2 separate regions of the Homo sapiens genome follow, and region 2 is linked to region 1. A link is a contact called in ENCODE Hi-C or POLR2A ChIA-PET data. All regions are on one chromosome and are shown on one strand. The core of a region is the stretch at or near the end of the contact, and the rest is flanking DNA. Distances in the headings are between cores, read along the strand shown.

What was found. A loop is a pair of places that touch in the nucleus more often than their neighbours do. ChIA-PET counts read pairs that join two places held with the same protein, here RNA polymerase II (POLR2A). Pooled maps may share reads with other maps.
Region 2: a loop to region 1 is called in a map of PC-3, with 7 times the contacts of the local background. The contact joins two enhancer-like sites. A Hi-C loop is called at or near these places in 2 of 168 maps with a recorded cell type or tissue (PC-3 and PC-9) and 2 of 50 pooled maps. POLR2A ChIA-PET finds 5 or more read pairs at or near these places in 1 of 52 experiments (MCF 10A).

What each region holds. Positions count from the first base shown.
Region 1 is chr15:100,040,822-100,045,147 of GRCh38, reverse strand. All of the region lies in intron 18 of ADAMTS17 (ADAM metallopeptidase with thrombospondin type 1 motif 17), which reads left to right. Among named protein-coding and RNA genes, the nearest start is that of ADAMTS17, 300 kb to the left of the region's middle. Within about 2 kb of position 2,032, at least 12 of the 41 ENCODE cell types and tissues checked have a DNase peak (open chromatin) inside an H3K27ac peak, as active enhancers do; they include PC-3 and PC-9, where a contact is called at or near this core.
Region 2 is chr15:100,076,289-100,080,655 of GRCh38, reverse strand. The region is part of intron 15 of ADAMTS17 (ADAM metallopeptidase with thrombospondin type 1 motif 17); the gene reads left to right. Among named protein-coding and RNA genes, the nearest start is that of ADAMTS17, 260 kb to the left of the region's middle. Within about 2 kb of position 1,700, at least 2 of the 41 ENCODE cell types and tissues checked have a DNase peak (open chromatin) inside an H3K27ac peak, as active enhancers do; they include PC-3 and PC-9, where a contact is called at or near this core.

The DNA of each region.
Region 1 (4,326 bases), core at 783-3,282:
AGGTTATTTTAATGTGGCTTCTAAAAAAATCCAAATTAACAGGCTGGGCATGGTGGCTCATACCTGTAATCCCACCACTTTGGGAGGCCAAGGCAGGCAGATCACTGAGGTCAAGATTTCAAGACCAGCCTGGCCAACATGATGAAACCCCATCTCTACTAAAAATACAAAAATTAGCCAGGCATGGTGGCGTGCACCTGTAGTCCCAACTACTCAGGAGGCTGAGGCAGAAGAATTGCTTGAACCTGGGATACAGAGGTTGCAGTGAGCTGAGATCACGCCACTGTACTCCAGCCTGGGTGATTAAGCCAGACTCCGTCTCAAAAAAAAAAAAAAAAAATCCAAATTATATATCCAGTTCTCATCTTCTTTCTGTTGAGCAGTGCTGCTGTTGATTAGTGTATCATTCACAGTGTTCCAGGTACAATCCAAAATTACTAGTCATATAGGGAAACAGATCCATACTCAAAAGAGAAGGCCATTAATGGAGACTGACTGGAAGATGACATGTATGTTGGAATTAGAAGAAAAGAATGTTAAAGCAGCTATTGTAACTATGCTCAGAAACGTAAGAAAAGCTATGCTCATGGTCATGGAACATATAGGAGATCTTAGAAGCAACAAAGATATACTCTACAAAAACACAGTTTTAGGACTAAAAAATAAATACAATATCTGAAATTTTAAAAATTCACTCCATGGGTCTAACAACAGAGTAAGATGATGAAAGATTACTGAACTTGAAGATAGAGGATTAGACATTATTCAGTCTAGAAAATGGGAAGGAAAAAATTGTTGACAATGAGCAAGACTCAGTTACCTGTGGGATAGTATCAAGCATTCTAGCATAAGGGTAATTGGAGTCACAGAAGGAGAGGAGAGAGAAAATGGAGCAGAAAATAATCATTTAAGAAACAGTGATCAAAAATTTCCCAGGTTTGTGAAAGACAGATGAGAGGTAATCAGATCACATCTTCATGTTTCAACTAGATTCCAGATTAATTCAAAGTGCCATAACAGAGCCCTCTGATCATTGCAACAAGTGGGCAAGTATATCAAGTTCGTGATTTTGCCTCCCATGTATCTTCTAAGAGAGAACCATGCTGCACTGCAAAACTGAAACCAGAAGATCATGTAGGAAAACACCTACAAAACAAAGTGACATAAACAAACATGAGTGCAGACTCTATTAATGAGTGCCACAGAGCTGTGCTAAGCCTACGATAGATAACATCAAGTGTGTGTATTGCTACAGAAAGTTCAGAGTCATTCTGGCTTGATGGACCACAGTCCTGCCGTGTTGCCACGTTTGAGCCAAGTTCAAGCCAAATACACTTCAGACTAAAAGCAATTTCAGAAGCAAGTTCTTAGTATCTCCGTAGAACAGGGGTCAGCAAACTTCATCTGTATAGGTCTAGAGAATAAATATTTTTGCCTTCGCAGGCCACATGTGGTCTCTGGCATATTTTTTTCTGTATTTTGAGTCATAATCCTTTAAAACATGTAAAATTTGTTATTCGCCCTTGGGTTGTCCAAAAATAACCCCGCAGGCCAGACATAGCCCACACGTAAGAGTTTGCTGGCCTGTGTTTTGGATTATTGCTTACTCCCGTTTTGCCCACTGAGATATTGGCACCACGCTCTCAGCATGAGCCAGAGCTCTGCAGGTATTAGCTCAGGGAATGTATTTTCTTATTATACAAAGGAGGACGTGTTAGAATTCTGAATTTCTTTTTATTGTGTAACTTGATAAATATTCGATTTCTGCCTCCCCACCACTTCTCTTTCCCACTTCCTTACACTCCCTTCCTGACTGTAAAATCATGTGAATCAGACTTAAAGAATGAGTGGAATTACTTAGAGCAGAGAAGAAAATGAAATTGAAAAACAGGAGAAAATAGCACCTAAGATCTGCCTTAGAGACTGTAGACAGCAAGTGCCTGGCTCCCTGCCCCAGGCTGGTTTTGTTTGCTCATTTGTTGATTTGTTTATTCTGAACCATCTGACCTTGTACTTTTTCTTAAACTGGATATGCGAGTGCCATGACTCATCAAAGAGGATTTATTGTTTGGCTAAAGAAATGTATGATCTGATAATAGATTTTGAAGCTCTTGCAATTCCTAACAAGATAGATCCGTGCGTACATACATACACATACATATATACATACACACATGTAAATGTATCTACATGCACCATATACATATATATATGTATTATGTACAGTAGTTCCCACTTATTTGCAGTTTCACTTTCTGTGGTTTCAGTTACCCGTGGTCAACCATTGCCCAAAAATATTAAAAGGAAAATTTCTGAAACAGTTCATCAGTTTTAAGTTGCTTGCTGTTCTGAGTAGTGTCATGAAATCTCACACCATCCCGCTCTGTCCTGCCCAGGACGTGAATCATCCCCTTGTCCAGGGGATCCACAGTGTCTCTGCTCCCTGCTGGTTGTCACTCAGTAGCCATCTCAGTTAGATCAACTGTAGGGTGTCGTAGTTCTTGCGTTTTACTTAATATTGGTCTCAAAGCACAAGAGTGGTGATGATGGCAACTCAGATGTACTAAAAAGAAGCTATAAAATGCATCCTGTAAGTGAAAAGGTAAACGTCTTCAACTTAATAAGGAAAGAAAAACAAATGTATGCTGAGGTTGCTCAGATCTACAGTAAATGAATCTTCTACCCATGAAATTGTGAAGAAAAAGAAGAAAGAAATCTGTGCATAGTATATACAGGGTTCAGTACTAGCCTTATTTTCAAGCATCCACTGGGGGTCTTAGAACATATCTGCCACAGATAAGGGAGGACTTCTGTACAGCTATTATACACACACAAATATTTGGACAACAAAATTTGAATTATTGCATGGCACGATCTAGTTGTCATGAGTCTTTCATAAGAACCTATGGTTACATGGATTCATGCTAGTAAGTGAAGAAAAGTAGAAAACCTGACCTTAGGAAATGAGTGCCAGAAAATCGGGGAGATTGGACACACAAGTAAAAACTGCACCTGGGCAACAGGGTAAGGTGGAGATGTGGAGGGTCTGGATTACAAATGGCTGTTTCAGATGGGGTGGCATGAGTGGAGGACAGAGCCTGGAACCTGGAAGAAGCGCCCAAGAATCCCATGGTGTGAACTTTATTAAAGAAGCCAGAATGCAACCCACTGTTGAACCTGGCAAGGTGAAAGAGCCTTTCTATGTTATTGTTACTCTTTGACCTTTAAAGTGGCAGAGATGTTTGTCTTTTTCCTTTATACTTTCCTTTATTTCTCCTGATCTCCCTTTAATTTTCTTCAACCCTTTTTCCATTGAGTTCCTGACAGTTTCCTTTGCCTTCCCAACTGCACACCATTAGCACCACTTTATTCTAATCCTAGCTCTGTGGATACTTCTCCCAAACCCTGCTGTAACCATATGGAATCTGGAGTCTGACACGCATGGCAGATGGCGTCTCCCCAGCATCTCACACACCAACACAAAAACATTGACAAACCTGACCCTGACATTGGCAGGCATGGCAGAAATCACAGATCAGCCCAGCTGTTATGGCCATGGCCAGCAGCCTTCACCTTGCTAACCACAGTCTGCAGGGAAGAGGCCTCCCCATCATTCAGCATCCAAAGAGCAGTACTGTGTGACGAGACCCTTGAGACCCAGCCTCAGGTGGTCCTGGAGCAAGGAGGCAGGGGCTGCCAATGAAGTGGACACGTCCCGGAGCACAGACCTTGTGCTTTACCAGATTTAACATTTTTGCAGTCTTTAAGAGCTTATTAGCCACTTGAAAAAGGCCATTCCAAGTTATTAGATATTTCCCTATGGTATTTATGATTTGAACTTCTTCCCAGGCAGTACATGCTGTACTGTACATTGAATTAGAGTGATTCAGAAAAGAACATTCAACATCTTACTGGCAATTGAATTGAATAGTCATTTGCAAGGAAGCGTATTTGGTTTTTAAATGTGTTCTCCTTCCTCAATTATCTTAATCAGGCTGGCCTTATTTGGGGTTAAAATGGAATGGAATCCCTTTTTATTAAAGCATATTTTGTGTGTGTGCACGCGTGCATGTATGAGAGACAGAGAGAGAGACCATGACTTAAGAATGAAGCCTGGAATACGTGGATCTTTAGCTATTGCCACAATCTGAAAAGATATGGTTTTTTAATCAATTTCTTGCTAGTCTGAAACATAAACATTTTCTTTCCTGTCTTTTTCTAAAATAAAATAGGTAAATCTAATTGTGACTAATACCTGTGGTGTATTACATGCCTTGTTGATGGTATGTGAGTGGGGAGGAGAAATTTAGATTGCCAAGATGCTGG
Region 2 (4,367 bases), core at 451-2,950, 36 kb before region 1:
GCTGGTCACATGGTTGTAGCTGGTATCGATAACTACCTTTTTCTACTACCCGTTCTGTATTCCCTTTGCCTTCAGCAAGCACCTCAGCAAGACGTGGGTTTTTTCTTGGTGGAGTGACCCAAACCTTCATTCCTGAATGGTCTGGGTCATTTGTAGTCCTGCCTGGATTGGGCTGTTGTAGTTTCCCATTGACCTTAGTCACAGGGCATGGTGATACTAAGAGACGCCCTAATGGATCTCCTGTATTCCATGCATACTCTTCCTTACCTCCTTTGTGGAGTAGTAGACTGATTTCATCTTGATAGTCCAGGTCAGTCACCCCAGTCAACACTGTAACTCCCTTCTTGGCCTGTTGACTTAAAGGTGGGAGGAGCCCAAAGTGTCCAGGTGGGTACCAATCTTCCAGTTTAATGGAATCATTGTGTCTCCTGGTGGCAGCATTTCTCCCTCTGGAACTAAGATCTCCAGGCCAGCAGAATGTAATGTCGGGGGAACAGGAAGCAAAAATTTTGCTAGGGGATCACTAGGGGTGATGGTGAGTGGTGTCAGTTCAGTTTCACCCCTTGATTCCTGGACCGTGAATCCTGGCTATGGGAGAAACAGTACCGTATATTGGATGCTAATTCAGAACATATACGGCCTGCTGGAGAACTTTGCCTCAGCCCTGCAAAGTGTTGTCACCTAGTTGGCATTGTAATTGTGACTTCAAAAGGCCATTCCACCGTTCTTTGCAGCCTCTTCAGGATGATGGAGAACATGGTAAGACCAGTGAATTCCATGAGCATAAGCCCACTGCCACACCTCTTTAGCTGTAAAGTGAGTGCCTTGGTCAGAGGCAGTGCTGTGTGGAATACCATGATGGTGGATAAGGCATTCCGAGACTCCACGGATGGTAGTCTTGGCAGAAGCATTTCGTGCAGGATAGGCAAACCCATATCCGGAGTAAGTGTCTATTCCAGTGAGGACAAACCACTGCCGTTTCCATGATGGAAAAGGTACAATATAATCAACTTGCCACCAGGTTGCTGGCTGATCACCCCAAGGAATGGTGCCATATCACCACAGTCATTCCCAAAAGAAACCCCATGCTTGGTAGCAGTCATTCCCCATCTCCCTCTTAAGCCCTAGGTAACCACTCATCTAATGTCTGTATCTACAAATTTGCCTATCTGGACATTTCATGTAAATGGAGTAGTATAATACGTGGTCCTTCCTGACAGGCTTTTTTCCCTTAGCATAGTATTTTCAAGTCATGCATGTTGTCACATACATCAATGTTTCTTTTTATTGCCAAATACTATTCCATTGTTTGGAGATATCACATTGTATAAATACAGTCATTGGTTGATTGGTATTTGGATTGTTTCCACTTTTTTGGCTGTTAGGAATAATGCTGATATAAACTTTTGTGTACGAGTTACCATGTGGACATGTTTTCATTTCCCTTGTGTATATACCTGGGAATGGAATTGGTGAGTGAGAATTCTGTGTTTAACTTTTGGAGTAGCTGCCAAACTCTTTTCCAAAGTGGCGGCACCACTTTACGTTTCTGGTAGCAGTGAATGAAGGCTACTGTTTCTCCATGTTCTCTCCAACTTACTGTTTTTTGTTAGAGTCATCCTAGTGGGTACAATGTGGTATGTCCTTGTGGTTTTGGTTTGCACTTCCCTAATGACTAATATATCATTAGCATCTTTTTATTTGCTTATGGATTGTTCATATATCTTTTTTGCGGAAGTGCCTGTTAAAATCCTTTGCCCATTTTTAAATTGGATTGTCATTTTCTTGTCGAGCTGCAAGCTTTCTTTATATATTCTGGATGCAGTTCCTTTATCAGACAAATGCTTTGCACAGATTTTCTCCCAGTGTATGAGTTGGCTTTTCACTCTCTTGATGGTATCTTTTGAAACACAGGTTTTCAGTTTTGATGCAATCCAGTTAAACTATTTTTTCTTTTGTTGCGTGTGCTTTTGCTGCTGTGTCTAAGAAACTATTGCCTAATTCAAGGTCATGAAGATTTACCCCTATGTTTTCTTCCAAGAGGTTTCTAGTTTTAGCTCTGATATTTACATCTGTGATCCATTTTTTAGTTAATTTTTTTGTATGGTCTGAAATAGGTGTACAACTTCATCCTTTCGCATATGGATATCCAGTTGTCCCAACACTGTTGGTTGAAGACTGTTCTTTCCCCGATGAATATTCTTGGCACCTTTGTTTAAAAAAAAATTGTTTTCTGGACTCTATATTCCATTGTTAGAAACGACTGTCCTTATGCCATTACCTTGCTGTCTTGATTGCTACAGATAGCTAGAAAGTTTTGGAATCAGGAAATCTGAGTTCTTCAACTTCTTTTGAAGTATTACTTTGGCTATTCTGGGTCTGTTGCATTTTCATCTGAATTTTAGGAACAGCTTGTCATTTTTCGCAAAAAAAAAAAAAAGCTGGGATTTTTTTATAGGGATTACGTTGAATCTGTAGACCAATTTGTGAAGCAGTTACATTTTTTACAATGTCATCTGATCCAAGAATATAAAATATCTTTCCATTTATTTAGATATTTGTTAATACCTTTCAGCAATGTATTGTAGTCTTCATCTTACAAACCCTCCAGGTCTTTTTTTAATGTATTCCTAAGTGTTTCTTTTTGATGCTACTTAAATTGAATTGTTTTTAAATTTCATTTTCCAACTGTTCATTGCTAACATATAGAAATGCAGTTGATTTTTATATATTGGCCTTGTATCCTGCAATCTTACTGAATCTGTCATATAGGTTTTTTAATGGATTCCTTGGGATTTTCTGTATATAAGATTTTAGCATCTGCAAATAGAGATAATTTTACTTCTTCTTTCCAATCTGTATGCTTTATATTTCTTTTCCTTGCCTAGTTGCCCTAGATAGAACTCCCAGTACAGTGTTGAATGGGAGTAGCAGGACGTCCTTGTCTTGTTCCTTATCTTAGGGGACAAGCATTTAGTATTTCACCATTAAATATGCTGTTAGCTGTGGAGTTTTGTAGATGCCCTTTATCAGGTTGAGCATGCTCCCTTCTATTCCTAGTTTGTTGAGTATTTTTATCAGGAAGGAGTGTTGAAATTTGTCAAATGCTTTTCCTGCACCTATTGAGATGATCTTGTGGATTTTGCTCCTTATTAACATGGAGGATTATATTGATTGATTTTTTTTTTTTTTTTGAGAGGGAGTCTCACTCTGTTGCCCAGGCTGGAGTGCAGTTGCACAATCTCGGATCACTGCAACCCTTGCCCACCGGGTTCAAGCGATTCTCGTGCCTCAGCCTCCTGAGTAGCTGGGATTACAGGCACGCACCACCATGCCAGGCTAATTTTTTTTTTTTTTTTTTTTTTTTTTTTTGTGGTAGAGATAGGGTTTCACCATGTTGGCCAGGCTGGTTGCAAACTCCTGGCCTCAAGTGTTCCACCTGTCTCAGCCTCCCAAACTGCTGGGATTACAGGGGTTAGCCAGTGTGCCCAGTCTGATTTTTCCATATGTTAAACCAAGCTTGAGTCCTAGCATAAATCATATTTGATCATAATGTAGAATCCTTTTTATATGTGGCTGGATTGGGCTTGCTAGTATTTTGTGGAGGGGTTTTCTGTGCATATTCATATATGATACAGTGTTGTTTCTTATAGTGAAAATTTTGAAACAACCTAAATGTCCATTAGTAGGTGAGTAGATATATAAACTTCATAGCGATTTAAGCAAAAAAATAGAGCTATACATAATAACATACATGATCTCTGAGACATGTTTTTAAAAATTGCAAATGTAGTATGATATAATATTGAGTTACTCCTAACATAGAATTGAGACAAATGTAAATATGAAAATACTATGCTATGTTTTTGTTTGTGTAGTATTAAACTTCTTCCAGTGAGAAAGTATACTCAAGTGTATTTGTATAAATTCAAAATATATAAATTGTTTTTTAAAAGGAAAATGACAATGAACACACTGATATCAATAAATCTATGTCCTAACGAATTTCACTGTAAACCAAGGAAAGTCCTGTTAGCCTACAACACTGTGCTATTTCTCCCTACCACACCTACTGCAAGCAGTCAGTATGATTAGAACTTGTCTCACTTTAAAATTTGAAATAAATTTACCAGCACAGGATCTATACAAGTATCCAGCAATAGGAAAAAGATAAAGGGGACAAGGAAAACATATGACTTTTTAAAAATCTTGGCAAAATCTTACCAAGGAAAAGATGAAAATTGTGACCCAGAGTTACTGCCATAAATTTCAGAAATTGATCAACAGTAGCCTTGATAAAATAGGAACTCATAGGCCAGGCACAATGGCTCACGCCTGTAACCCCAGCACTTTGGGAGGCCGGGGCA